6 separate regions of the Homo sapiens genome follow, and regions 2, 3, 4, 5 and 6 are each linked to region 1. A link is an interaction called in ENCODE POLR2A ChIA-PET data of the cell type or tissue named here. Cell type or tissue: MCF 10A. All regions are shown on one strand. Each heading gives the region's core, and the rest is flanking DNA. Links, peaks and the distances in the headings are about the cores only. Region 1 holds the start of ZBTB16 (zinc finger and BTB domain containing 16). Region 2 overlaps ZBTB16 (zinc finger and BTB domain containing 16). Region 3 overlaps ZBTB16 (zinc finger and BTB domain containing 16). Region 4 overlaps ZBTB16 (zinc finger and BTB domain containing 16). Region 5 overlaps NNMT (nicotinamide N-methyltransferase). Region 6 overlaps ZBTB16 (zinc finger and BTB domain containing 16).

Region 1 (4,758 bases), core at 369-4,368:
CAGCCGAGCCGAGCCACCGCGTGCTTTCCCGCAGACATCGGGGTTTCTGAGAACTAGGAGGGAACAGCCAAAAGAATGGAAGCTTGGCGCCCTGAAACAAGCCTTTTGGGTCCTGAGGGAAATCTGGGCGCCCACGGGCAGCCGTCTCCCCCACCCGCCGCTCGGCGCCCGCGATCCGGCTGGCGCTGGCTGCAGCGTCCAGCCAGGCGGCGCGGGGAAGAGCCGGCGATAACCCGCCCGAGCTCCGGGGATCGACCGCGCTCTCACACCCCCCCAGTTCCCAGCGACCCCCACCGAGACTTGGAGACGACTTCAGCAAACTTGGGGAAGCAACTTTTCCCGAGGAGCTAGACTCCTGAAAGAAGGAGAGCTGAGCTAGGGACGAGGGAAAGCGAAAGAGACGGGGAGGAACGGCGACAGTCCGGGCGGGCTGGACTCCGCGGCGAGAGCGGCAGGGGAGGCGGACCCGCCCCGCGGCGAAGGGGAAGCACAAAAGCCCCGCAGCGAGTTGTGGGAGGAAAGGCGAGAAGGGGTCTGCCCGCCCTCCCTCTCCGACCCAGGGCCGTGACCCCCTGGGAGCGACCGGCTGGGTCCCAGGCCTCTGGCCAGCGGCGCCAGCGGCCAGCGCGCCCGGCCCAAGCACGGTGCGAGCGTCTCGGGGAGGCGGCGAGCGAGTCGGTGCGGAGCGCTCCGTGCGTCCGGGTGGTTCCGCGGGCCGGCGGGACCGTGCGCATTTCAAGCGCGTGCGGGAGTGTGCGAGGCGCTGTGCGAGCTAGCGGCGGGCGCGCCAGGGTGGGAAAGGCATCCCGAACGCATCAGGTGCAGAGACCGGCACCCACCGAGAGCGGCCGGGAGCGCACGGCGAGCTCCGGTGTCACCGCCGGTCCCGCCGAGAGCCGAGGAGGGCCCGCAGCGCTGCAGACCCTCTGGAGCTTCCCTCCCTCCCCTGCAAAAGGGGGGTGGGGATCAAGTCCAATCAAGAAAAAGCCCACCACGTTTTCTCAAAGAGAAACAAAACGTAAGCAGTCCCAGTCCTGCTCCCCTCCGCCCCCAGATCTACTCGTCAGCTCCTCCGATTCTAGCTTCCCAGCCGGCCGGCGAATAAACACACAAATAAATAAACCACAACCTTATCTTGCGCCCGCGCACCGGTCCGCATACATAAGAGCACCCACGGGCTCTGTTGCTCCGCCAGCCCCTGGCGGTACAAAGCCTCCGGATCCCCGACCCCTCTGCTCACGCCCTCAGCCCCCGCACACCGCTACGCCCCCCACCTCTCACCCCGACCGTGCCCTGAAGAGGAAGGGCTGGGGAGGCAGCTGCGCCCAGGCTGACAGCCGGGGCTCCCCCTTCTAGCCGACCCCCAACCGGTGGCGGCGACGGCTGCAGCGGCAGGAAGGGAACACGCCAAATAAAAAAGGCACAAGCCCAGCGGCCGAGTGGCCGAAGCGAGCGCGCGCCCCCCAGACCTCTCCAGCCCCGGGAAGCCCCGGCGCGCGGCGCTCGCTGGGCGGTGCGCCTCTTCCCGGCCCCTCACTCACCGCAGCCGAGCCGGGCACTGTGGGGTGGGTGTGCGTGCCTGTCGGGGGGTGTGTGCCTGTGTCGGGGAGGGGTGTTGCTGGGGAACTGTTGCTCTCCGTATCACGGCGGCAGCGACAGCATCGCCCGGCAGTTCGCAGTACCCGCTCTCATCGCCCTCAACTCCTCTCTGCTGCGAGGTTAGCAAATCACCACCGGCTGCTGCGCCTCCGCCGCGTCCCACGTCAACGCCGAGCCCCCTCCCCTGCAAGGCCCCGGCGCCTCTCCATCTTTAGTGCTGGCGGCCGAGCCCGGCTCCCTGCCCACAGCTGCCCCCCTTCCCTCCCCCCTCCCGCGCCGTCCCCGGGCTCAGCCCGCCCACCACCCCGCACTGGCCGAGCCCGCGCGCGCTCCCCGCCCCACCCCTCCTTTCCCCTCCCCTCCCTTCCCCTCCCTTCCCCGCGCTCCGCGCTCCGGGCTTCGCCTGACATCTAGCTGCTGCTGGGGCGCCGGCGGCCGCCTCTCACCGGCCGAGCGGAGAGGAAGGAAGGAGCCAGAGGACAGGAGTGCATGGGGACTCAGAATCCTTAATAGGGGAACTGAGGGTGAAGGGCGCGCAGCAGCCCCCACCTACTCCCAAGATTTTAATTTGCACTGGATACGGGTTTTGTCCCCCCCTCCCCGCACCCCGGTGCTCAAGCACGCAGTTTTGTCTCCTCTTCCAATGTTTGCCCCAATTCAGTGCGTGTCATCTCGCCTTTAACTTTTTTCTCATGGCTCGGGGCTGCAGTCCCCCTGACATCTGTTTTAAAAGGCCGCTTTCCTAGCCCAAACCCGGCCCTCTCATCCTCCTGGTTACTGCGCGCCTCCCGGCTTGAGCATCCGGATTTCAATAAGTCTCCCGAGGCAGAGTTCGCGGGCGCTAGTGAACCAGGTGCCAGAAGGTCCGCGGGGATCTATTGTCGAAGCGAGACACCCGTTTTTAGCTGTCGCGATTGCTGGAGGCCAAGGTCGAGTCCTGGGAGAAACTTTTCTCTCTCCCAAACCTTGGACAGCCTCTCGGCTCTGCCCTCATCCTACCCCCCCGCCCCCCAGCAATCTGGGTGGAAACAGTTCCCGAGAACTGCGCCCAGCTCAGTGCACAGTCTTCAGGGGGCAGGGGGAAGCTTGGACAACCTCTGGGCCCCTCAAAAGTGTGTCCTCCTTCAGCTGGCCGCCCTACTTCAGAGGGTAGAGCAGCCAAAGAAAATGTACTCTTCCTCTGACTGCAGAAAGCTGCCCTCTCCCCTTTTCCCTGGAGCTGAGCGAAGGTAGGGTGCCAGAGGCGGGAAGCGCTCTTCGGGCACGGGCTGTGGATTCTGACCGAAGCCCAGGAGGTTGGGGTGGGAGGTGGGGGTGGCCGAGAGCGCCATCCAGGGTTCTCAGGCCAGTCAGCCCTCGAGGTCACGCGGTTTTAGCAATGCGGAGCTTATGTCACCAAGGCCTGAGTCTGCATGTTCTGTCCGTGACTCACGGGTGGGCCAGAGGTTTTCCGCAGGACTCACCTAGAATCACACCTCCATGCGTGCCTCTGGCACTGCCCCAGACCCAGTCCCATGAACTGTAGGGTCATGGAAGGTGGCAGAAATCTGTATCTGTTCGCTGAAGGCCAGGCGGTAGAGTTTACACATCGGAACTGATCCGGGTTCACAAGAGCCGCTCATGAGGCAGCCCCAAAGACGGGTCATTCCATCCCAGCAAGAGCCACTCCTGACTCTTAAGAGCAGGGAAAGCTCAGCCCAGCAGGAGTCTGCGGAGAGAGCTGGGCAGGGGAACACACTTGAGTGAAGGAAGGGCTCCTCTGATAGCACGGGATACAACCACATCAAACCCAGGGCAAGCGGAGGGGAAGCCCAGTCCCTGGGTATTCATTTCATTAACAATAAAGAGCAATCCCATTTAGAGACTACCTGTTTTTCTAACTAAGGTCTATACACCCTGTTAGAGGAAAGGGATTTAAAGAAAGTTAGGAAAGAACTGGGCTGCAAGGAGAGCAAGAGTGGAGGGATGTAAGGAGAGGAGAAAAGACCCTCCTGGTGCCTCACCAGGGAAACAGAAGAAAGAATCACTACACTTGTTGAGCTTCTGCCTAGATAGTGCCTGCTGGAGGTTTCCGCTTTGCTGTCCACATCCACCTACCAGCCTCTCCTCAGTGCAGTAGCAGGAGAAGCACACAATTAACCCCTGATCCTAATCTCCTATTAATCCTCAAATCAGAGAAAGAGAGAATCTCTGGAAACAATGGGAGAGAAAGCACAATCCTCTATGGCCCTGGCCTCCCCACCCCCGTGCCATATTCACTCTATGTGAAAATCTCCCTTGCTTCATAAACGCTGCCCATTAAAAGCCCAGCCCTTGTTAGTAAGTGTTAAAGAGAGATTAATGCCTGAATTTAAGAGGTGGAGAAGGTAACAAAAAGGAAGAAGGCAGGCGAGGCTGTGGGCTGAATGCCAGCATTGGGCTCCAAGCATTTCCACTTAGCGCTGAAGGCTGGCTGCACAGCAGTTTGATAAGGTTTATTGGGCCCAGATAAAGCAGCAGCAGCTCCCCCACCAAAACTGGCACCATTTATAGCCAGAGCTATGTCCTTGGGTCCTGGGAAGGCTGATGAGAATCCTCAGTTCAGAGATTTCATATGGCAGCACCTAAAAACAAGCAGGATGGAAAATTACAAGAGAATACTCAATCTCTCTCGCGCGCACATGCCCGCTCTCTTTCTGTCTCTCTCATGTTCGTGTATTTAGAGTGATTTTTCTTTTACATTTTTTCTTGAAGCGTCTTTTAAGGGAAACCTGGGTATCAGTTCTAAAAATACAGGAGATCTCAATCTTAGGGGGAGATCATGCTAGAGACAGAGGAATAGATGAGCTGGCCTTTGCATGGAATTCCATTGCTAAATCTTACTCCCTCATCTCCCTCTTTACCCATGTACCTCCCACCACTGGCAGCCTTTCAGAGCTCAGTTAGTGGAACAGGAGGGTATAGCAGTTCTAAGAGATCATACAGGAAGGAGACAGCGAAAATAATAACTCATTCTGAGCACTGACTACGAAACTCAACACATTACCTATGTTGTTTTATTTAATCCACATAACAATCCTATTAATGCAGGTGCTATTATTTTCCCAATTTCTGTGGACATGAAAACTGAGGTTCAGAGAGATTAAGTGCCTTACTGCAGACTGTAGATCTATTAAACAT
Region 2 (4,758 bases), core at 361-4,360, 110 kb before region 1:
CCCTAGGTTCAGTTGCTAACTGATGAATGACTTCACAAACGATTTCCTGCAAAAGAGGGCCACACGTGTGACCCAGAGTAGTCATCGAGGTTTCTCTGCTGCTCAACCTTCACCATCTGGTTCCCATTTGGCTGATGTTTCGCTCCCCAGAGAAAGCTCCAGCATCCCCAGCGCGTGCCTGGGGAAGATGAGGCTGTCAGAGAATGGACACAACCAGCCTCATGTCAAGTGGTCCAGCTTCACTGGACATAATCTGAAAGGTCAGGGAGGCCCAACCTTCCTGATGCATCATACTCCAAGACGCTTGAAGTCTAAGGCGCTAGTAATAGCCCAAGTGGTCACAGCTCTCACATTTCTGGGCTGCAGCACAGGTCGGCTGCCCCTTTCACCCCACCCCAGCATCACAGGGTGCATCTACCAGAAGCAGAGCACCCAGTTGCGTCGCCATGCAGGAGGGACCACAGGCAGCTCTCTCCTCCTACCCCTCCTACTTGGCAGGATAGTGCAAAGGAGGAGTGGGGGGCATGACACAGTCAAGCTCTCCCTGGGTGGGAGGGCCACACACTAACCCACAGACCCTCCTGCAAGGCTCCCAGAACCCTCCTATCCCCAACCCTACAAGGCACTGAGCAGAAGTCATAGCCACAACTCACAACCACTGAACACATGCTCCTCTGGCAGAGCAGGAAGAGGCTAATAAGCCACACCTGCTCCTGGTGGCACAGGTGCAAGGCACACAGGCAGCAGCCAATTACTATGCCACCCTCCCCACCCCCAGGACCCTTGGGCACAGGGCCTTCCTGGTCTCAGCTCCCCAGTTTGAGATTGGTTAGCTCTACAAACAGAGAAGCAGGCATTTAGGCACTCAAACAGCACGAGGCCAGGGCTAGGTATAGCAGCATGCTATACTATAATAGAAAAGCAAGACACAGGGTGGAAGGAGAGAGAAAGAGAGGGAGATTGAAGTCCAGCTCTGCTACTTTCTAGCTTTATGATCTTAGGCAAGTTAACTCTTTACTGTCCTCATCTGCAAAACGGAATCAGCATATCTGTCTTCCAAAGTTGAAGAAAGACTGAGTTCAGATATGCAGAACACATAGCACTGTGCCTGGAACACAGCAAGTTTCAATAAATGTCTTTCTCTCCTTCCTGCAGCCAAACCATGCATCCTGAGCCCTTCACTTCTTCAACAGATATTTCCTGAGAGCCTGCTATGTGTCCCGCTGTGAGGATGCAACAGAGCACACTACTGACAAGGTCCCCGCCTTCCATCCTTGTCTTCTCATCCAGATTGCTGACTCCTGGGGCTGGAGGGAAGCAGGCAGCACCTCAGGTCTGTTCCTTACCATGTGCCCATCCGCATGCCTGCTCACTCACCCATTAGGTTATTTTTCAAATGACTGAGTTATAACCACCATTCAGGTTACTAAGCGAGGTAGTATAGGGGACACAAATAAATCACATGTTCTCAAGAAGCTTACAGTCTAGTAGGCAAAAAAGGCCAAGCAAATAAATAGCTATGTAACAAAGAAGGTGACAGGTGCCATAAGAGGGGATAGATAAATGGCTAAGAGCGATCAGATGGAGGGCGGCCTCTTGTCCTGCCCAGACAGACACATCCTAGGGCTGAGTCGGCTGACTTTTCAAAAGAGAAGAGAAAAAGGAACGCTCGCCGGTCGGGCACCAGGCCTAGCATGGGAAACAGGCAGGACCTATTTAAAACAACTAGAGCCAGGTTAGAGCCTTTTCTGGCAAGTCCCAAAACTCCTGGAGCTGATCAGATAACCAGATAGAACCAATACTGTCAAAATCCTATGGATTTTAAAAAATCATTTAGCTGTTGCCGGGATGATAAAAGAATCTTGCCATTCAAAGGGAAGGTGCAGGCTCAGAGGAAGGAGGGGTCGCTGGGAGAGCAGGAGGGGGCTGGGGAGAAAAGGGAACGCCCTACAAATATAGATCAGGGTTAGGGAGAAAAACCAGACGGCCAAGGACATTTATGCATTGTGGTTGCTTTACTACCTAATTAATTCAGTAATTTCAAAAACAATTTTATTTATGTTCCATTTACCACATCAAAGGTGAAAAAAATCCTACTGATGCTAAAATAATACCTCAAGGCATCTATTTTTAATCAGTTAAAAAAAAAAAAAGCAAGGGGTAGAGGGAGAATTTAAAAAAAAAAAAAAACAAAAAAACTCGCCCTGGTTTCTATACAATCTCTCCTGGGCAGACCACCAACCCTCAGAGAGAGAGAGAGAGAGAGAAAACACAGCCAAGCCCTCTCTGAGAGCCTTCCTGGCTGCTGAAAACCAAGCTTGTCAAAAAAAAAAAAAAAAAAAAACCAAAAAAAAAAAAAACCACAAATCCATAATGGCCCGAGGCTCCTCTCCAATCTATTTTCTGCTCAGCTGGTTTTAAATGAAGTTATTATGAGTCATTAAAACACCCGCAAGCCAGTGGAAGTCAGCCAATTACAATTTTAAATTTAGCCTGTTCTCTGCCCCATTCTCTTGTTTTCTTCCTTTGCCCACAGAATGCTGCTGCTGTTATTTTTTCCCTCCCTTCCTTTACCCAAAGTGAAAGAGACAGTTATGAAAATGCATAGTATTGCACGGAGCACAGAATCATTCATATGAAACTCAAATTATTAGACAAAAAAATGCAAACTTCTGCCCCCTCCAAAGTCAACCCAAGCCTTGCCTCAGCCCACTGGATTCCTCGGAAACTCCAGTCTGAGCCCCAAAGGTCATGGGGCTATTTTTAAAATGAAAAGGTTCTTCAGTGGGGTCTTGTTGAGAAATGTTCACATCCATCACACAAAATCAACATTTTCATGGCTGAATCCAAAAGGTAGAAACACACCACCACCATCTGAGAATTAATAACAAACAATGAAGTTGAAATTCAAAGGTAAAGCAGGCTTTGCAATCAAGCATGAATGTCGGTAGAAGTCACTCGATATGATGAGCTCATTTAGTTTTTAAATCTTCAAGGTAATGGTCTGTGCGGGCCCATTACAGCAAAGGAACAAATTTGAGTATTTCATGTAAATGCTTCTTCTCAATCTCTTTTTGTTCCCATGCTTGGACACACAAACACACACATGCACACATGGTGTTCTGATTAGGACTGTGTCCCCGATTTCTAGGAGACACTGCAGCTTTTCCATACCCTCCAACAAGTGAGTCCCTCTACCCAAAGGACTGTCCAATCCTGCAATCTTCACCAACCTCATTTAATGGATGAGTCTGCAAGCTCCACAGAACAGATGCCCAGATGTCTGCAAACACCTTCCATCACCTCCAGGCCCCCTCTCCCTCATGGTTACACACACACACACACACACACACACACACACACACACACACACACGTAGACCAGTCCTCTGCCCCACGATACTTGCAGTTCTATGCCCCAAGAACGCAGGAGAGCCACAGCCACAGACCTAGGCAGTTGAACACCTGGGAGAGGAGTGAATGCCATGCCATTTCACTGACAGTCACCGAGGGTTAGTGTGGAGGCCAGGATGCTACCAAGAGTGGCTGCCTACCTGGTTGCTCTGGGTGAGCTGGAACTCAGGGTCCATCCCTACCAAGCAACCTCACTGAGAAGAGCATGTGAAATACCATGATGTTTCCAGGCCCATTGCGACCTGCAGCCATTTGCCAAAGGCTTGACCTCTATGGAACATAAACCTGAGGCCTGTGAGCACAGATGTCCCAGGTTCTGAAGGTCCCCAGAGCTGGGCAGATGACACCCTCCTATCCTCAGCCCTGAGCCACCCCACTAAGTAGTTCCAAGTGAGACCCCTCAACAGCAACCTCTCAAGTGGTTCACCCAGGCCTGTTCTCCCGGAAGCCAGTAAAGCTGAAGCTTCAGGCCTCTCCCTGGCACTGACCCCTTTCCTGGGAGAGGCTCTAACACCTGGTATTTATAATCCTTTTCTGAGAGACAGCACCCAAAACTGAGTACGCTTCAGGCCCCACCAAACCCAGATCTGCCCTAGTAGTACAAACACTTTTATAACAGGATATTCATTTATTTGACAGATACTATCAGTGCACAACACTCCTATGTACCAGGCACTTTGCTAGGGCATGAGTATGTGAGGGCAGCTGCTGAGTCCTGCACTCAGGTGCACAGTACTGGCCCAGGAGAGCACAGTACCAGCAAAGTCCAATAAGGGCCTTGTAAAGCCTAACCCTGCTAAACTACTTGCCCATTCTCAACACAACTGGGATTTGGGGGGAACATCCAGGGACCTGGGAAAAGCAGGGGCCAAGCCAGAGAAGCCCCACTCTGGCCCCTGAGAGGCAAGGGACAAGAGCACATGAGATTCTAGGTGCTGGGAGCATTCTAGGGACACTGGCTCAAGAGTCCTCCCCTCTGGGGAGACCTCTGGGCCAGAGTGACATTTTGTTTTCCATTCCAACCACTGCCCAGCTTCCAAGCTAAAAAAAACTTTGAGGTGGTGGGTTAGGACAGGGAGGCAGGGAGGCAGGGAGAGACAGAGACAGAGACAAAGACAGAGAAAGAGAGAGACAGAGAAAAGACCAACGAAGACAGATGGAGACAAAGACAGATGAAGACATAAGAAGGAAGACAGAAAATACACAGGAGTGTCAAGAAAAGGCCGAGGCTGACACAGACACAAAGGACAGGGACAAAGAGATGAAGTGAGATGAAAGCAGATTGGGGAGAAATAGAAGGAGAAGAGAAGAGCTGAAAAATAAATACCTGCCACCACAGAGACCT
Region 3 (4,758 bases), core at 147-4,146, 140 kb before region 1:
ACAGGATAAGCCAGCTACACAGGCTACTCTCACAGCAAACTTGAGTCACTAACCTGGCAGACCTTGCAGGGCAGGTTGAGGGCTGGAGGAGAGAGCTGAATTCCTCCAGGGTAAGTCTAGGGTCTAGTTCAACCTAGTACCCTGGGCCTGCAGAGGGTGCCCTTAAGCTTCCCAGCCTCAGAACTTCTAAACCTAGGAATGACCTTGCCTCTTTTTTCTTACTGGCGAAAAGGTAGGATGAGGTGGAAGGTTCTATTTGAAGAAGTCAAGAGATAGGGAATACCCAGGTTCCTGGTGATAGCAGACATGGTTCAGGACCCTACCAGGAACCCAAAATTCCTGAGCCTTTGAGGGCACCAGTCACTGAAGCCTCCTCTTAAGACGTGGAAGGGCACAGGCCTGGTGCTCCTGGAGGCTGGTACACCTGCTTAGTCTCGATTCCAGTTTTGCGGCCTGTCTGGCCTGGGTTTACACATCACCTGTTTAGACACCAACAGGGAATGGTTCCTTTGGGAAGCTTTGGGCATTCCAGACCTCAGGGCCTTAAGATCTACCAAATCTGCTCCCTGAGATTGCTCAAAGTGTGGAGCTTCAATCTGCCCTCACTTCTTTCAACTGCACTGAGAGGGCCCCAGTGGCTGTTAACTCAGTGGGCACATTGCAAATGTCCTCTTGGCCGGAGGACATAGTCAGGGATCCTGGAAGACCTCACCATGGCCTTGCAAAGCAGGTGTATACTGTTCCTATTCCTCCAACACCATCCTCACTGACTTGGCCCCGTCAACCTATCCAGTGGGGGAAATCCATGTTCTCAGAAGCCTCTGAGGAAGACCAGGATGATGCGATGAGAGAAACTGGCACCTCCATTTCCTGAGCACTTACTCCATGCGAGGCCTATATTGAGATTATCCAATCTGTGATGGGGCTGGAATTGGAATCTAGATAGTCTGACACCAGATCCCAAGTTCTGGGTCACTGTGCACCAAATACCCTGCACTTGACACTCTGACTTTAGGCTTCATGGGGTTCCTCTTCCCTGCAATCTGCATGACAAACCTGCACCACTCTGTTAGGGCTCAAACTTTCCTAGGAAGTAATGTCCTCTAGAGATCATCCCATCCACTTCCCTGCCTTCAGGCAGGTCTCTTGTCCCCAGGCAGTCATTTGCCCATCCCCCTTTCCTGCTCCCTGACTCCCTCAGTCTCTCTGGCCAGGCCCACACAGACCAGCCCTGGCCCCAACTCCCCCATGTTCACATTACCAATAGGTGGCTGCTCTGGGTCCCCTACAGATGGACTGAAAGAGTTGAAGGTTCCTACAGGTCACCCTCATGGCCTCTTTGCTCAGACCTCCCATTTTCTCCCGAGGGCATGCTGAAGACTGCCCGGCCTCCTACCCTGGAGCTCAGCAGCCAAGTTATCTCGCTGCCCTCTAATTAACACCACCGGATCCTGTCTGTTGCCCCCAGGCCTGTTCAAGTCCCAAATGGGGATGTACAGTGGCTTGAACAACATTATGATTTGTAAAACCCACTCCTAATTAGTTTGACTTTGAATAAAGAGGGTAATTATTTTTAAATTTATTAACTGCTGCCTGGCCAGAGAAGTTTCCAGATCAAATGACATGGAGAAGCTATTTCTGCTCAGTGATGCAGCAATTTATATTACTGATCGGTCATTAAAACCTCTGGCACAAAACCACTTGTGTTTCCTGAGCCAAGATAGTGTCCGTGTGTCAAATTTCAAACCCAGAGAATAAATTAAGCCATTAATGGTATTTATCAGTTTATCTGGACTTAAAGAACTACTTACTAATTTAAGACATTCCTGATATAGAAGCCAGGTGGTGCACTGGGTGTGCATGGGGGTGTGCACGTGCACGTATGTGTGTTTTCTCACTTTTATTTTACTGAACAGTGTAAAAAAAATTCTGATGTGTAAATGAAGTACAAGCATCTCGGGAACTGCCTAGCTGTTAATTCCTCACTGCTCTGCAACCCAAACATTTTGGAAGCAGCAGTGTTTTGCAATATGTATTTGTCATAATATAAAAGGTGTAAAATGATCTCTGTTTATCTCCTCAAAGCCTTCGTTGTACCAAAACAGAAAACTGAATGTGACAACAAAGCCTGAGCCCAGCCCAACCATAAGCGTGGCCTCCTAGAACACCAGCTTGAGCCCGTCAAGATCTTGAGGGCAGGGGGCAAGGAGGGGTCACACACACCAGGACAGAAATCCAGGTCAAATAGGGTCAAAAGGGTGAGATGTGAACATGCCATTCTCTTGGATAGGCTGGAATTGGAAATAGTTTCCATTAAATTCATTTTCCAGTTTCAAGAATACCTGTACAACACCATAACCACCTGCCCTATGCAAAGCCACACGTGAGCTCCATGAACTCCCACATGGCAGCCTTGGATATGAAACTGATCTGATTCAGGCAAACTGTATCCTACTCCAGGAGGAGGATGTACACATCAGGGTGTTGCGGCTTCTTAGTGCAATGGAGCACAGGGTTCCAAAAGAGCTCTTCCCAGGCAGGGCCATGAACTCAATGACCTCTAAACAGGATCACCCGGAACCAATCAGCCTACAGACTACTGGACAACACTCAGTCAGTGCGGAGGCAGCCAGGGAGTAGTAGAAAGAACACTTGAGTTGGAGTTGGGTCAAGTTCCAGTTCTCTACTTCCTAGTGGGTAGTGTCTAGGCCTCCATGGTCTCATCTGTTAAATGGGTGTAATCAAGGAAATTGTTTTATAAACTAAGGTAGCAAAAATATCAAGTGGCACTGGCAGTATTTTTACTGTCCCAGGGTCTCCATTCCTTCTCTTTTTCAGAGCTCTTCCCTACCTACTCTCCCGTTGGCTTCCCAACGGTACCTGGTCTCCCACCTGGCTTTTCCCACTCCAATAGCTTTAGTGACATTTTCAGCGCTCCCTGTCATCAGGCAACTCCCTTCCTCCTGGGACCCCTTTCCTGGAACAGAGAGGGCAAATAGATTTCAGACTGTATTCTCTCATTGATTATTAGGGGAACTAAAAATCCACCTGAGTTCAGCAGGAAGTAGCGCTGTGAGTGATGAATGAGCTCTGCCACATGTCGGAAAGAGTCACCATGGTCACACAGGACCCCTCTTTGCCAGCCCTATCCTGAGGGTAAAACTGCTGTTGTATCTCCCCTCGGCACTGAGCACGACACCTGCCCCACACAAGGAAGTGGCTCTTCCCTGCTGGGGGAGCTCGCCCACAGCTCACACTAAGGCTGGCAGGGAGCCCTTCTCAAAGCATCCACCTTGGTCTCTCACCCCTAATTTGGATTCATTTTCTCCATTCCCCATCCTTTCAAGAGCTCAGTTTACTCAATCTTTATTGAGCACACCACATGTGGCCTATTGAGCAAGCCACATTTTACCTCAACATCAGCAGGGGGCACTCGGTAGCTGACCTCTCCCTCCTCCAGCTGAGGAGCCCCATCCACAAGATCTCTGGGGAAAAAACAAAAGGCCCAGACCACCACATTCAGACCTTCAGCTTATTTCAAGAACAGGGCATGTGCCTGAGTTGGTCACCATCATATCCCCAGCAGGTGCCAGGCACACAGGGGGTGCTCCATATGTCTGGGGTCCGCCTAGGAACAGCCTCCACAGCTGCTCATCCCTCGGGGACTCAGCTTACTCCCCTGCCCCTGGCTGAGAGGGCAGCTGGCTCCCTGCTGCTGCAAATTTAATCTGGATGGACAGAATTAAGCTGCTTGGCAAAGCTGGCTCACAGCTCATTCCCCCAGATTAGAACTCTCAGAGTGGGATTCTCAGTTACATGCGGTCTAGCAATAAGAAAATGGCTGGGACCCTGGGAGACCCGGTTCTCCCCTTGCTTTCATGACAACCACCTCTGGAACCCTGGGCAAAATAACCTAGCCAGGTCACTTTCTCTATAACTGAGCTAGGGAGATGCTGACTGGAATGACAGCTCACCTGTAAAGCTCCCCTCCCATCATGACAGGGCAAGGCCCCTCCAGACCAAAGCTCAAGATGCCAGTCAGGAGGCATGTTTTCCACTCAGAAAAGGCAAGGACAAGAACGCTGAAATACTGATGACAATAATCTTAACAGCAGCTGACTGGTGTTCTTCCTTCTTCCACTTTAGTCCCCTGTGGTAGCTTGTTTCCAAAGATGACTGCCATCAATTCCTCCTTCCCTATAGGTTTCTGTCACTTCCCTACTGAGAAGGAGAGTCCAGCCTTCCACCGCCTTCTATCTGGGGCTGACCTGTGACTATCTGATTGATGAAATATGGTAGAAGTAATGCTGTGTACTTCCAGCCTAGCTTTTAAGAGGGCTGGCAGTTCCTGTGTCCTGACTCCTGGAAACCTGAGCTGTCACACAGCAAGTCCAGGTTACTCTGCTGAAGAGAGAAGCCATGCAAAGGAACACTGAGACTCAGATAATTGAGTGAAGGAGCCATCTTGGACATCCAGCCCAGTCGAGTCTTCAGATGACACCAGCTCCAGCCATTACCTGATGGAAACCACATGAGACCCCAAGTGAAAACCACCCAGCTGAGCCCAGTTATCCAAAGAACTGTCAGAGACAATAACACTTTATTGTTTTAAGCTACTATTGGAGTGGTTTGTTACATGACAACACTCTCTATGGTCAGTCCGCAACACAAGAGCCAGAATAATCTTTTAAACACATAAATCAAGTCATGTCATTCTCCCAGTCAAAACCCTCCAATGGACTACTTTTCCCCCTTCCC
Region 4 (4,758 bases), core at 413-4,412, 100 kb before region 1:
ACAAGCCACAGATCTTTGCCATCTTGTAATGCTTTTCTTCTTCCGTCCAACCGCGACAGAGGAAAGCCTAAGAGATCCAATCTGAAGGACTCCTCCAGCCCTTTTCCCTGCCAGGAGGATGACCCAGGTCCCAGGTGATAAGCCCCAGCCACTCCATGCTGCTGCTGAAATCAGAAAATCTATCAACGAAAGCCTTCATTCTTTCCCCATGGCTCTAACTCTGGGGAAGAGCCTCATCTCAGGGATGCTTCTCAACAGCCAGGGCCTACAGTGCCTGACAAGGGCAAGAGAGGAGTGGAAGGATGGGGCCTCCCACCTGGCAGAATGGGGCCACAGGGCCCTAACCAGCACAGAAGGCACAGGCCTCTCAACACTCCAGCCACACCCCAACACAGACGGCCAGTCTTCAAGTTCTCCAACAGGCTTTATTCACCTTATATTCTAGCCTAGTCTACATAAAAAAAAGCCCAACAGTCCCTTCTATTCCAGACACAAAAATATGTCACCCTCTTACTCAGTCCTTCAGTGGCTCTCCAGTGCTTCAGGGAGAATGCAGATCATTTTGCTATTCCTTCCACAGATGTATCTCGTCCATCTCTTCTAAACCCTGCACTCTGCTCTCTCCCTGCAGGCCCAGCCTACACTCGCAGGTTACACCACCCACTTCCATAGGTGGCTTCGGCTTCCCCTCACCGAGTCCTTTCAAAATGCTGTTCTGTTACCCTCTGGCACAAAACACTCTCCTACTCTGAATTTCTCCTAGATTTCTTAGCACTTTGCACACATTACCATCTTGTATGATGATTGCATAGTCATACTCATCTCCCACTCTAGACTTAAGCTCCTTGAGGGCAGGGATGTTGTAGCAGTCTTCACTGTTAAGTGCACAGAGCCTGACACACAATTCGTGCTTATTAAACATCCTCTGGCTCCAAAAATGAATGACACTCCCAGAATAGGAGCAGGCCACATGAATACTCAAACCCTAATCGTATGCAGCCGAGTCAAAAATAGGGACAAGCAGTTCTAGGCATGCTCACTTATAAGCCACCAGGACGTTAAGCCAAGCTGTGGGAAATCTACCTAATGGGAAACCTTACACTGGCCCATCTCAGAACCAATTTGAGTCACTGCATGTGTCTGTGGTCTCTGCATGGACACCTCAGAGCTAGGAATCACTTCTCGTGTTACGACAAGGAGTGGCGAAGAGACAGTGGATCAACAGATGCTTCAATGCCAGATCCCCAAAAGGGGTAAGGTAGCAGAGGGTGAGGAGGGAGGTTTCAGAGTCTTCCTGGGACACAGGAAGGGGAAGGGCCACAGTCCTACACCCAAGCTTCACCCTCCATCAGGGCTAGCTTTGCAAAGCCTTGGAGGTCATCTCTCTTCCCACCCCAAGCCTCTTTCCCCAACACGCAAACCCTTCTGACCCCCAAAACCACCTCTGAGAATGCAGGGCCTGGCCAGATCATCTCATTAGTTAATGAGTTTGGTTATTGATAGTTAGTTTAAACTTATTGTGATCATCAGGTATAGCCCATAAACACTTGATTAATTCACACATTCGAATTGAAATTAAAACTTCAATTAAACTGAAATTCACTACTACCATTTAGGCTCTTTTAAAAACCCTTAAAACAGAAAGTAAGGGAGAGAGAAAAAGGGAAGGCACTGTCTCTCAGAAGGGCCTCCTACAGGGCAAACTTCTAATTAAACAAATTGTCAATTTCAACACAATGAAAACTGATTTAGCAGTGTAAATTTAGTATTCTAGTCACTGAAAATAAGACCTGCATTGTCGATCTCCTGCAGGCTGATTTCGCGTGATAGGGAAATGAAGAGGAGAGGAGGACGACAGGGAGAGAAAGGAGGAAAAACTGCGAAGGAAGAACAAGCCGGAGCTCCGTCTGCCTTTCAGAAATGACATCTCTGCGGAATTCAATGCGGCCTATTCTCAAGCATCGGAGAAACTCTTTTCTTGCCTCCTCCTTCACCCCACCCCAACCAGATTAGAAAAAAAAAATTAATGGTGTATGATGACAAACTTGGCTCAGCACTCACTGTACATACTGTACCCACAAGTCTGGCTCGCAGCCAGGCCTGGCCTGGAGCCAGGACTACAATAACAAACACAGGCAATGCTCGCCAAGAGGGGGTGGGGCAGCACACAGAGCTAGCCAGGAAGTGAGAGCCGTTCGGCTCTGCTGAGCAGAAGAAAACAGCAGGAATGTGCCAGTGCAAGGGCAGCAACATTTAGGGGGGCAACCACAACCCCTACCCAGATCCTGGACTCACTTCTCCACAGCCTGCGCCTTTTGAAAAAAAATGCTCGCCTCCCCCCCGCCTCCCCCGCCCAGGGTTCTGGAGCAACTACTGTTCTTCCAGGCTGTGGGCTGCTTGAACCCTTGGTCATCTGTAAAATGGGTCTACTCTACAGACCTGGCACACCCATTCTCACTGTCAGCTTTCTTCATGGAACCTTCAAAATAGAGCAGCAGGAAAACCTCACATCATCTAATTCAATGTCTCTTCTAAAACATCACCTAGTTCTGTTTTCAGGCATCAGAACATGTAAACCACTACTGGAATCTGTAAGAAGACCCAGCGCCACCAGCCCAGCCCTCTGACCCCAACTCCCCAACAAGTCCAGGTCACTCCAGAGGCCCCCAGGGCCTGTTTAACAGTGGCCAAACAATTCAGGAAATGGTCTAGCCTCACTAAGCCCTTTGTGCTATTTTATTTTCAAGACCTCTCAGCACGGAGGTGAGGAGTATGCCGGACAACAGAAAGAAAAAAAAGAATAGAAATATCAGAATATAGGCCGTGAGCTATCTGCAAGGGTGAATTAAAACACTACTATGACTCATCGCACCTGCCTAATCATCAAATCATCCTTTCCAAGGGCATTGGCAAGTGACTAGCAGAGGGACAAATCATTTGACACAATCAGCCTTCAGTGCCCAGTAAGACAGGCATGGAAAGGAAAAACTAGGAAAAGAGGACCCAACTCCCAAAGCCTCTGGAGCAGCCATATGAGATCAGGGGACCTGGAAGCAGCATCTCAGGTGGAACCAAAGTCAGCTTCCCCAGGGAACCGCCAGCTCCGCAGGGCAGTTGCACAGTCACACTCTTGTCTGAACTGGGGACACCGGGCCCACCTGACATGAGTATGCAAGCAACCCTTTCTTTTCTGCAGCCGCTTCCACCAGCCCCACCAATGCTGCTGATGTGTGATTCACAGCAGAGACACTGGCTAACTCACACTGGGTCACACCGCCTGGAAGAGGGATACAATACGAGCCAGGGGCTCCTGGCTGTCCCCTCCAGTGAGTCCTTAGGACATAAACAGTTCCTACCACAGGAGGGACTTGTCCGGAGAGAGGAGTGTCCCTGTTCATCGGCATCCCAGGCTGCATCATTCACTCAACAAATACTTCTTGGCACCAATAATGTGCCAGGCAGTGTGCTGGACATAACGTGGACAGGATCTAACCCCATGACATGTTAGCTATGGTGGTATGTATTCAAGGTGAGCCTCACAGCTTCTCCGAGATAGCGTTAAATATTTTCATTTTACAGATGAGGATACTGAGGCTGTAAGAGCTTATGGTTCTTGCCCCAGATCACATCAGCAGTAGGTACGTGTCCAAATTCCTTCCACCATGTAACCCCGCCTCCCAAGTAAGAGAGATAAGTCCATAAATAACTGTAACACAGAAGAAAAACTGCACCCAAAGATAGCTTCAAATAAAGAAACATGGGCACAGAAAAGGCACGACTGCTTCTGGCTGGAGGTGGGGAACAGCTGGGGATGGCATCATGGAAGGGACCTTGGAAGATCTGGGAAGATGGGAGATGGGTTATTCCAAGTAGACAGAATGGGGCAAACAAAGCCACAGAGCCCAGAAAGCAACAAGCCCATAAAGCAAACCAAGAAAATGAGTCTGGCTACAGCACTGGACTCAAGGAAAGAGCAATAAGAAAGGACGCTTACTGCGGCTGAGAGGGCAAAGACGCTTTACCAACAGGCTAGAAGTGCACTGCCCCAGAAGTGCCCAGCACCACACAGGGGTCTAGGGCAGGACGCACCACACTCTGCAGTAAGGCAGTGGTGGGCTAAAGCAGAAAAAATCAAGACCAAGAAAGCAAGGGAAGGGTAGCCAACCTGGTAGGCAGATAGTTCATGAAACCCGCCACACTCTGAACCTTAAGTAGCGTACAAAGCTGAAGGGAAGCATGAAGATACAAGGTGTAAGTCCCTAAAACAGAAGAAAAAGTGTACGTGAGTGTCAAGCAGATCCGGACGCAGAAATGCCTGGAAGTTAGGGCTCTGGGCTGAGGTGAGACACATGGGCAGGAGGAGGATGATTCAGTGGAGCCAGGGGCAGGGTGGGGAGGGCCCACAGGAAGGAAGAACAGAATGCACGAAGACATGGGGACAGTAGACGCGCTGAGAGAGATAGCTGCCAGCTGCCTGCTGTGGACAAATCCGTGCGCCTGGAAGAGGGAAGAATGGGAAGTGAGAAGGAGTTAGGACGCTTTAGGAAGGGCCATGAGGGCCGGGGGAGAGACCACATCCAACACAATGCGGAACCACATGGGCCCTGCAGCAAGGCAGTGGGGAGCTGAAGCAGAAAAAGCGAACGAAGAGCACTTCCACGACTGTACCCATGATGGGCTCAGGGGAAAGACAGTACTAAACGGCCAGGCAGGCAGGGAACGAGCGGATGGGGACACGCCCCCCGGGGCAACAGGCTC
Region 5 (4,758 bases), core at 227-4,226, 240 kb before region 1:
TCCTTTTATAAGGGCACTAATCCCATTCATGAAGTCTCCACCTCCATGACCTAATGACCTTTCAAAGCCCCGACCTCTTAATACCATCATAAGGGGGTTAGGATTTCAACACAGAAATTGGGAGGGAGGGATAAAAACATTCAGTCCAAAATTCCTATGTTTAATATATATTGTTATATACATTGTTTAAAACTGTATACTGACTTATGTGACTATACTTAACACTATTCAACTAACACTTAAACATAGTAAAGATGGTAAATTTTATTTTAAAAATCAAAATTAAAAATAAGACAATAAAAATAAATAAAATCACTACTAACTAAAGCAAAACTAATAACAATATATGTATTATAGTGTTATACATAGAAATAAAATACATGACAAGAACATAAGGGCCAGGAAAGTCGGTTAAGGAAATTACACTTTTGGAATATCTTACATCCTTCATGAGACAATAGATATGTCAAGGATGCATATTGCAATTCCTAGAAAAACCACACAAACTCACACAAGACACAGAAGAGGTTAACAGGGGAGATAAAAAATAAATACTAAAAATATGTACACTTATACTAAATGGAATACTAAAAATTACTGCATTCACCAAGGGAAAACAGGAAGAAAGACACAGGTGAACAACAATCAGATGGGACAGATAGAAATCATATACCAAGATGGTAGATTTAAATTCAACCCTGTAATATTAGTAATTACATTAAATGTAAATGGACTAAACAATCCAGTTAGAGGCAGAAATTGTCAGTCTGGATTAAAAAGAGAAAACATAATCTGAAAACAGAAGGGTAGAAAAAGATATGTAGATATATCATGTATATTAGTTATATGTAACTGCAGGATAAATTATCCCCAAAATTTAGCAGCTAAAAATGACAAACACTTATTTCTCTGTTTTTTCTGGTTCAACTGGGGGAAATTTGGTTCCAAGCTCACTCCCCAGGACAAGAGAGTGAGATAGAGACAGAATACCCAATAAAAAGCTGTCATTTTTTAAAAATTGATTTTGTTTTTTACAGCAATATTAGGTTCACCGCAAAATCAAGCAGAAGGCCTACATTGGCATACCATTATCACCCAAAGTCTGTAATCTACGTTAAGATTCACTCTTGGTATTGTACATTCCATGGATTTGGACAAATATATAATGACATGTGTCCACCATTATAGTACTGTACAGAGTAGTCTCACTGCTCTAAAAAATCCTCTATACTCCACCTATTTATCTCTCCCTCCCCGACCCCTAGCAACCACTTATCTTCTTTACTTCTTCCCTAGTTTTGCATTTTCCAGAATGTCATATAGTTGGAATCATACATGTAGCCTTTTAAGATTGGCTTCTTTCAATTAGTAATTGTATTTACATTTCCTCCATGTCTTTTCGTGGCTTGATAGCTCATTTCTTTTTAGCACTGGATATTATTCCATTGTCTAAATGTACCACAGTTTATTTATTCATTCGCTTACTGAAAGACATCTTGGTTGCTTCCAATTTTTGGCAATTATGAATATAGCTACTATAAACATCTGTGTGCAGCTTTTTGTGTAGACATACCACAGCTTTTTGGGTTACATACTGAGGAGTGTAATACATGCAGCTTTCTGGGTTACATACCAAGGAGTGCAACTGCTAGATTGAATAGTTTTGCAAGGAATAGTCGAATTGTCTTCCAAAATGGCTACACCATTTTTAATTCCCACGAACAATAAATAAGAGTTCCTCTTTCCCCACAGCCTCATCAGCATTTGGTGTTGTCAGTCTTCCAGATTCTGGCCTAGATCTAATAGGTGTGTAGTGGTGCTGTAGTCCTTTTAATTTAATATCACAATTGATATCCCATCACTATGCTGCATTCTACCAAACTTGTCAGTACTGAATCACTAAATCCAGTGGATATTCTAGGGAAGGGGATTACACAAAGGTGAAAATACTGACACAAGGATTATTGGGGGCCATCTTAGAGGCTGCCCACCACACCATGCAAAACAGCAAGCATAGGAAGGGTGATGTAGCTATATTAACATCAGAAAAAGTAGACTTCAAGACAAATACATTGCTGGAAATAAAGGGAGATATTTCACAATGGTAAAGTGGTCAGTTCATCAAGAAGACATAACAATCCTAAAAATGTATATAACAGAGCTAAAAACAAGTGTCAAAATGCATATAGCAAATGTTGACAGAACTATAGGGAGCAAAGGATAAATCAACAATCATAGTTTGAGACATTAACACTCTCAGTAATTGACAGAGAAAGTAAACAAAACGTCAGTAAGGATGTAGAAAATTTGAATGATACTATCAACCTGCCTGACTTAATTGATATTTATAGAAACTATATCTACAACTGAACAATATACACTCTTTTCAATGTAGAAAGCACATAGAACGTTTACTGAGATAGACCATATGCAGAGCCACAAAATAAATCTCTGACTACAACAAAATTTAATTTGAAAGCAATAACAATAAGATAGCTAGAAAAATCCCAATACTTTGGAAATTAAGCAACATAATTCTAAATAATTCATGGTCAAAAAAGAAATTACAAAGGAAATGAGACAATATGCTGAATTTGAAAATAATAAAAATACCACATACAAGAATCATGGGATGCAGTTAAAACAGTGCTAAAGGAAATTTGCAGCATTAAATGCCTACATTAGAAAAAGAGATATGTGAAATAAATGATATAAGTTTCCAACTTAAGAAGCTAAAAGAAGAATTAAAAACAAGACATTTTAGAAAGCTAGAAAAAAATAAAGTAAACTAGAAAAGAATTAAAATTAAAATAACTAGAAGAAAGAAAGTGATCAAAAATAAGAGCAGAAAGCAATGAAATAGAAAATGGACAGACAATAGAGAAAAATCAACATAGCCAAAAGTTGGTTTTTGGAAAAGATTAATAAAATGATCAATCTGTAGCAAGGTTGATCAAGACAACAGAAAGAAAACAAGACAAATTACCAATATCAAGAATGAAAGAGGAGAGATCACTACAGATCCTACAGACATAATAAGGTATTAAAAGGATATTGTAAAAAAAAAAAAATGCCAATAAAGTTGACAACCAAGATAAAAAGGACAAACTTCTTGAAAAGTACCACTTACCAAAACAGACAAAAGAACAAACGGAAAATCCAAGTAACCATTAAAGAAATACTGTTTTTAATAAAGTCTTCTCTCGCACAAAAATTTCAGATTCACCTGGCTTCGCTGGTAAATGCTATCAATCATTTAAGAAGGAAATTATACTAATAATACTCAAACTCTTTCAGAAAATAGAAGAGGGGATATCACTCCCAACTCATTTTATGACTCCAGCCAGCATCATGCTGATATCAAAATTTGTGAAGCACACTAGAAGAAAATTATAGCTCAATTATACTTCATGACCAAGTAGTTTATGCCACTTTGGTGTAACATTCAAAATTTTCCAATGTAATTCACATTTTCAGAATACAGGAGGAAAATCATAAGACCATCTTAATAAATGCAAACAAATTTTGACAAAATTCAACATTTGATTAAAATTTCAAAAAAGCTAGGAATGCAGAACTTAGTCTGATAAATAATATCTATGAAAAACCAATAGTTAATATACTTAATGATAAATCATTGAACATTTTTTATCCTAGAATATGGAATAAGGCACAGAGGTCTGCTGTCATCATTTCTATTCAATATTGTATTGAAAGTTTTTGCCAACATAATAAGGGCAGAAAAATAAATAAAAAGCATAAAGTTGGAATAGAAGAACAAAACCTATTTTTATTTGCAGATACTATAATTGCAAACATTCATCTTTTTATGCAGCTTGCAAAGAAGTCTGTGGGGTCTCAGCAATATGCATAGCAGCAGAGAAATGTTGCTCCAGGAGTGAATGGTCAGTTGGGGAACAGACTGGATATTGTCAGACAATCAGCAGAAGATGGAAGTGCATAAGGATATGAGAAAGACAGTGAATTGCAGGCGTGGCTACCTCTGGCTAATAGGCTATTGCCAATTTCTCGTGTTGGAAGAAATTAAAATTTACATGAACAAATGAGATTCATTTGCATAAATTTACATGTAGATGTGGTAGTGTAAGATCTTGACCATTAGTTGTAAGTATACAAAGTCTACTTTCATGGATGGTGATTAATAAATTCTTTTCAAGTAATTCCTTTATGTTTCTTACCTCAGTTTAAAAACCTAGTCAGATTTTGGTTGTATCTGGTGATGTCAGCATTAGCCACACTCACAGCCAAGTTCTATAGGCTTGGATGGCTACAGCAGCATGGCAGTGAGGCAAGGGACAAGCACTGACATCCAAAAGCTGCTGGTGAGAAGCTGGGTTAGCCTTTTACTTGCAGCTGTCCTAAACCTAGGTCCCAAGGTACTTGACTGCACACTGCTCTTGTCCCCAAAGGCCTGGAAAATTTGGGGGTTTACTCCTCTTTGCTCAGTATCCATTTCTTCAACCCTCTCCCTGTGTCTTCCATTACTCTGGTGCACACATGCACGTGCACATACACAAATTTACTAACATGCACACACATGGGCCTATCTCATCTCTCTTGCTCTCGCTCTCTCGTTACCACTCATTCTCCATTTGGATTTCTCTTTGGTCCCTATCTGTCTGTTGCTTTTGCCAACCATCACTCAGGTACCTTCAAAAGCCAAGAAGTAGACACCAGTTTCTCTACCTGTTCCCTTCAAGATCACACACATAGGTCACCACTGGGGACCAGTCAAAG
Region 6 (4,758 bases), core at 246-4,245, 120 kb before region 1:
AAGCAAACCGAGAAAAATAGCAGGATCTAGAGGTGCAGGCACGAGATCCCACGCCTAACTTGGCCACTCACAGCTGTGGGCATCACACTAGTCATCACACCTTGATGAACTGATTTCCCAATCTGTAAAATGGGCATAAGCCTATCTGTCTGCCTCCCTGAGGCTGCTGTGAGGAGCAAACAGGATAATAGACATAAGTGAATACAAAACTCCTTGTCAATCACAAAACATTCTGTGGATAGCAGAGGTCCTTGGTGCCATTTATACCTCAGGAGGCAGTGCAGTGTGGTTAAGAACTCAACATTTGGGTCAGACAGATCAGAGGTCAAATCCCAGGCAAGCTAGTCGCCAGCTGTGACCCTCAGCAAGCTGCCAGTCTCAGGGAGCCTGTTGCCTCAGCTGTAAAATGGAAGCAGTAAGGGGAGGTCCCTTGGAGAGTTGCGACAAGGTGGGGAAAGTGCTCCATCCTACAGCTGGTGGGTAGATATACAGAACCAGTAAGTCGCAGCTACCATCTTCTCCAGTCACTTTTCCTTTAAAGAAAGAGCTCCCTTCATGCAATTAAAGTATGACTGATTTTACTGGAATTGGATGTACAGTTATTTGGGGGCCATTTATCTTGTGTAAAGTGAGTCTCACATTCATAAAGACACACAGTACCACACGTGCACATACATGAACGCACACATGCACACCCCACCTTGTTCCTCTAATTTAAAGATGAGTGATTGTTTTGTTGAGGGGAGCAGAAAAATCTGCCATCGAACCAATATGTCAGTATCAGCAGCTATTCACCAACCTGGCTCTGAAATCTTCTCTGGACAAGCCCCTGGAGCCCCATTCAACTGTCCTGTATTTGGAGCTCTCTTCCATCTTCCCAGTGGACTGTAAGCTCTGTGAGAGCAGGTTCCCACCTGTCTTGGGCTTTACCATATCCCTGATACCCTGCGCCATGCCTGGCATACAGTCTGTGCCCACTAAATGCTTGTTAAACAAAGAAAGTCCCAGGCAGGTTCCTGGGTGCAGAACTCACCTGGGAAGGGCGCAATGGCCACTCAGGGCACTGCCAAGCTGTCTGTCCCCTAGGGGGTGGCAGAGTCCTTATTCTGCACACTCCGTTCTCTACTACCCCCTATTTAAAACTCAAGGACATGGTCTCTGGCTAGGTCTCAGGTAGTTGAGAGGAAAAGGGAGGAAAGGTTAGGAAGTGGGGCTGTCTGCTTCTTCTGGTGTGAGATCTCCCTCTCATCAGCATGTCTGCTCCCAACCCAGTCCAATGCTCACTGTGGCAGCCAACAAACAACCCTTCCCTCCGCTACAGTCAGTGAGCCTCCTGCCCCCCAGGCAGTGATCTGCCGAGTGACTACTCCCTACCCCAGGCACTGAGTTTATCTGAGATTCCAGGTACCCAGTTGTGAAAGAGACAGGCGGACATCCTTGCCCCTACCAGTCTCCCAGGTACCCTGCAGATGAGGGCTTCGGGATGTTCTAAGCACCACCCTGTAGGGAGCTCCCTGACCATTTTGGGTTCTCCAGACTCCTACTCTTCTCCCCTTTTTCCCTGACTTCCCGACACCTCCAGAAGGTTGGGGATAAAGGAAGGAGGAAGGTTCAAAGCCAGTTAAAGTTCGGTGGAAAGACAGGACGCACATGCCAGAGGCGGGACTGAGGCCTCCGTGTGTGGGAGCAGCTCTCCCTCTGTGCCAAGGATCACCCCAACTCACAGGAATCAAAGGAGGGAACAGCCAGCAGGGCACTTTCAAAAACATAAAGCTTTCTCTAAATGCCCAGGATCCCAATGACAATAAAGCTGAAATCCAGTGGAAGCCATGACAAGCTCCCTGCAGCTGCCCTCTCCCCCTTGTCAAAGAACCTCCCTCCCTACCTGCCCTAACCAGAAATGAGGCTGAGGGGGTCCCGGCATCCAGGAAGGAAGCAGAAGACACTGAATGCAATCAGATATGGGGTGGTGTCTCTCTGAAGGAAATAAGGCAGAAGCCAATGAGGGAAGAAAAAAAAAATTCAAATCCCTCCCTCTCCAAAGCCTCTCCCACCCCCATGCTAATAATAAGAAGGGAGAAAAAAAAGAACCACTGAAAAAACACCTAATGTTTGCCAGCATCTAATGTTGAGTGGTGTGTCCTTTTTTTCAAAATTCCTTGAGATTTTAAAATAAACATCTTGAATGTTCTGATGAGATCTGCACGCCTGCTTACATAAGGAAGTACAGAGTGTACCAAAACAGCAGACCCAAAAAAAGCATAAGCTGTCAGAACAATGAGTACAGACGCAGGGCATTTTACAACAGGCCATGGTGTACAGTTTTATTTACAGTACCTCTTATCAGACGGAGAACAGCACACTGGCTGCCAATTCCAAAGGCCGGCACTGTGTGTTCTTTCCCTCAAGGAGATGTGTACTCCCAGAGAGGAGCTTGAAGGCTCTCTCTCTCTCTCTCTCTAGCTCTCTCTCTTGCTCTTTCTCCTTTGTCAACAAAACAAAAAGCTGATCCAGAACCAGAGTTTCTGGAAGATACACAGATTCAGGGAAGAGGGAAAAGGGAAAGCAGGTGAGCAAATCCTGGCTGAAAGGAAAACAACCAGCCCCATTGATAGGTCCAGGATATGGTTCAAGGGTAGCTGTGGTTGACAAGGCTGTGGGGAAAGATCCTCAGAGTTCGGCCTCACTCACTACAAGATGGGAGGGTGAATGAACTAATGATACAGGACCCCACATAAATATAGGATGGAGAAAGACACCAGGGAATTCTCCTGGGCTGAGCAACAGAACAACGGGAGTCACCTGGGATGGAGGACAGGTGGTTTTTAGATCTCCAAAAGCCAGTGTCCCACCAGTGACCTGGCAAATGACTGACACCTCATGTGTGGCTAAATATCCACTCTGCAGAAGAGGAAACCCTGGACTGGGTCAGGAGGAAATGCTGAGACATCTCTATGGCTGAGGGAACATTTCTTATCCTACCTAATAAATGTGATGCTACTAGGAAGCTGCATGGTGCCCTTGTCTCTTACTGGGATCCTGCAGTCCCTCTCTCAAGTCCCACAGGGAGCACACAGGTCTACCTTGTCCCTTATCCCTGCAACTCAATTCTCAGCCAGAGTGGCTTGGAAAGCTCTTTTGTTACCCCTTTTAGCACCAGCGGGTAATCCAACAGGCTTAGAAACACTGTCCACAGCCAGAACACACACATGCACTCAATATTAAGCTGCACAGTAAGGTAGTGAAGAGCACGCTCTCTGGAATCAAACAAACTCTGGTTCAAGTCCCAGTTCTACCATGTCTAGCTACCACCCTGAAGAAGTGAATTATCTCTTCTGGGCCTGTTTCTTACCTAGAAAACTGGGCTCAGAGTGTTTATGCCACAGGGTTGGTTGAGGGATGATTAATTTAAATAATATATGTAAAGTGTTTAATACCCTGTCTGGCATACAATAATAGCCCAATAAATGCTAGTTGTCATTAAGACCAACATCATCATTGTCATCAGGAGATAAAATAATAGCAAGGTATAAGACACACACAAACATCAAATGCATGCAAGAGATATATCACGCAATTTAAAATATTCTTACCTCTCCAGCCAAAACACACCAGTAAAGATGGGGTCAGATCATTCTTCCCCAGGAGGAGATCAAGGAAATGACACCCCTACCGTCTGCTCCCATCATCACTCATGGCCAATGTTTAATGGTATTATTACCCTCCTACTGCCTACCCAGAAGGGAACCAGGGAATGCAAACCAGTTTGAGATGATTTATGTTTTTAAAAATACATGAGTGAATTATTTTAAATAAAATGCAAGTAGGATAGTAAATTTGTTGCAGATTTTTTAAAAATACAGGCCAGGTGCAATAGCTTGTGCCTGTAACCCCAGCCTGGGTGACGGAGTGATACTCTGTCTCCAAAAAAAATTACAAATATTCCTGAAGTCTAAGAGTAGTGACTCAGGGGTTCACCTTACCATTGCTTCTAATCTCTTTCTTCTCCTGGCAACTTCTATGACTGAGCAATCATGGTATTGTGGTAGTCAGCACAAGGGCACAAAATCTCTCTTACTACAGGAATGTCAGTCCCTGCTGTGATGAACCAGACTTCCTTCCAGACATGCTTTGCCAACTGAGAGATCTCTCGGAGGTTAACGGTCAGGCCCCCTCAAAATGAAGTCCCGGGCCGGGTGCGGTGGCTCATGCCTGTAATTACCCAGCACTTTGGCAGGCCGAGGCGGGCGGATCACCTGAGGTCTGGAGTTGGAGACCAGCCTGACCAACATGAAGAAGCCCCATCTCTACTAAAAATACAAAATTAGCCGGGCATGGTGGCACATGCCTGTAATCCCAGCTACTCGGGAGCCTGGGGCAGGAGAATCGCTAGAACCCCGGAGGCAGAGGTTGTGGTGAGCCGAGATCGCACCACTGCACTCCAGCCTGGCAACAGCAACAGCTCAAATCCAGAGACGGCTTTAAGGTTCTACCGGTACGGTACCAGCATCAACTTCGCAGCCTCACTTCCCTCCTGAAAATGTAGCTATTCATCCTCATATGATAGCTTAAACAAGAAACTATATGAAGTACCTGGCACATAGCAGGTGCTCAAGTCACAGTCATTATCATGATTATAGAATAATTTCACTTCATCAAGCTGATGAGCTCCAGGAGGACAGCTCCTGGCCACAGCCTACAGGGTATGCAGCCCATAGTATTTCCAGTCCCACAGCTCTGGGAGAAGCCCAATCGCAA

Evidence for each region. ChIA-PET counts read pairs that join two places held together with the same protein. Peaks named below come from ENCODE experiments on the same cell type or tissue, not always from the same donor. Only the 100,000 strongest peaks of a DNase experiment are listed, where the experiment ranks them.
Region 2: POLR2A ChIA-PET joins it to region 1 with 12 read pairs; 11 of 35 experiments call an interaction of 5 or more read pairs at or near these places.
Region 3: POLR2A ChIA-PET joins it to region 1 with 24 read pairs; 10 of 35 experiments call an interaction of 5 or more read pairs at or near these places.
Region 4: POLR2A ChIA-PET joins it to region 1 with 16 read pairs; 11 of 35 experiments call an interaction of 5 or more read pairs at or near these places.
Region 5: POLR2A ChIA-PET joins it to region 1 with 11 read pairs; 3 of 35 experiments call an interaction of 5 or more read pairs at or near these places.
Region 6: POLR2A ChIA-PET joins it to region 1 with 57 read pairs; 11 of 35 experiments call an interaction of 5 or more read pairs at or near these places.

The regions. Positions count from the first base shown.
Region 1 is chr11:114,056,666-114,061,423 of GRCh38, reverse strand. It overlaps ZBTB16 (zinc finger and BTB domain containing 16), which reads right to left and starts at 1,713. Exons shown (of 7, transcript NM_006006.6): 1 at 1,542-1,713. RefSeq lists a silencer at 1,863-2,157. In MCF 10A, for the core only: a CTCF peak has its summit at 2,005; a DNase peak (open chromatin) is centred at 1,883.
Region 2 is chr11:114,164,819-114,169,576 of GRCh38, reverse strand. The region is part of intron 3 of ZBTB16 (zinc finger and BTB domain containing 16); the gene reads right to left. Among named protein-coding and RNA genes, the nearest start is that of ZBTB16, 110 kb to the right of the region's middle. RefSeq lists an enhancer at 4,345-4,758. In MCF 10A, for the core only: no CTCF peak of the experiment used is centred there; a DNase peak (open chromatin) is centred at 2,456.
Region 3 is chr11:114,191,852-114,196,609 of GRCh38, reverse strand. The region is part of intron 4 of ZBTB16 (zinc finger and BTB domain containing 16); the gene reads right to left. Among named protein-coding and RNA genes, the nearest start is that of NNMT, 100 kb to the left of the region's middle. In MCF 10A, for the core only: no CTCF peak of the experiment used is centred there; a DNase peak (open chromatin) is centred at 2,099.
Region 4 is chr11:114,157,522-114,162,279 of GRCh38, reverse strand. The region is part of intron 3 of ZBTB16 (zinc finger and BTB domain containing 16); the gene reads right to left. Among named protein-coding and RNA genes, the nearest start is that of ZBTB16, 100 kb to the right of the region's middle. RefSeq lists enhancers at 1,702-2,201, 2,202-2,703. In MCF 10A, for the core only: a CTCF peak has its summit at 1,743; DNase peaks (open chromatin) are centred at 1,169, 2,109, 2,899, 3,289 and 1 weaker place.
Region 5 is chr11:114,298,108-114,302,865 of GRCh38, reverse strand. NNMT (nicotinamide N-methyltransferase) reads right to left here. Exons shown (of 3, transcript NM_006169.3): 2 at 4,708-4,758. Among named protein-coding and RNA genes, the nearest start is that of NNMT, 4.1 kb to the right of the region's middle. In MCF 10A, for the core only: no CTCF peak of the experiment used is centred there; a DNase peak (open chromatin) is centred at 3,975.
Region 6 is chr11:114,176,984-114,181,741 of GRCh38, reverse strand. The region is part of intron 3 of ZBTB16 (zinc finger and BTB domain containing 16); the gene reads right to left. Among named protein-coding and RNA genes, the nearest start is that of NNMT, 120 kb to the left of the region's middle. In MCF 10A, for the core only: CTCF peaks have their summits at 881 and 1,080 (motif pointing right); DNase peaks (open chromatin) are centred at 1,111 and 2,271.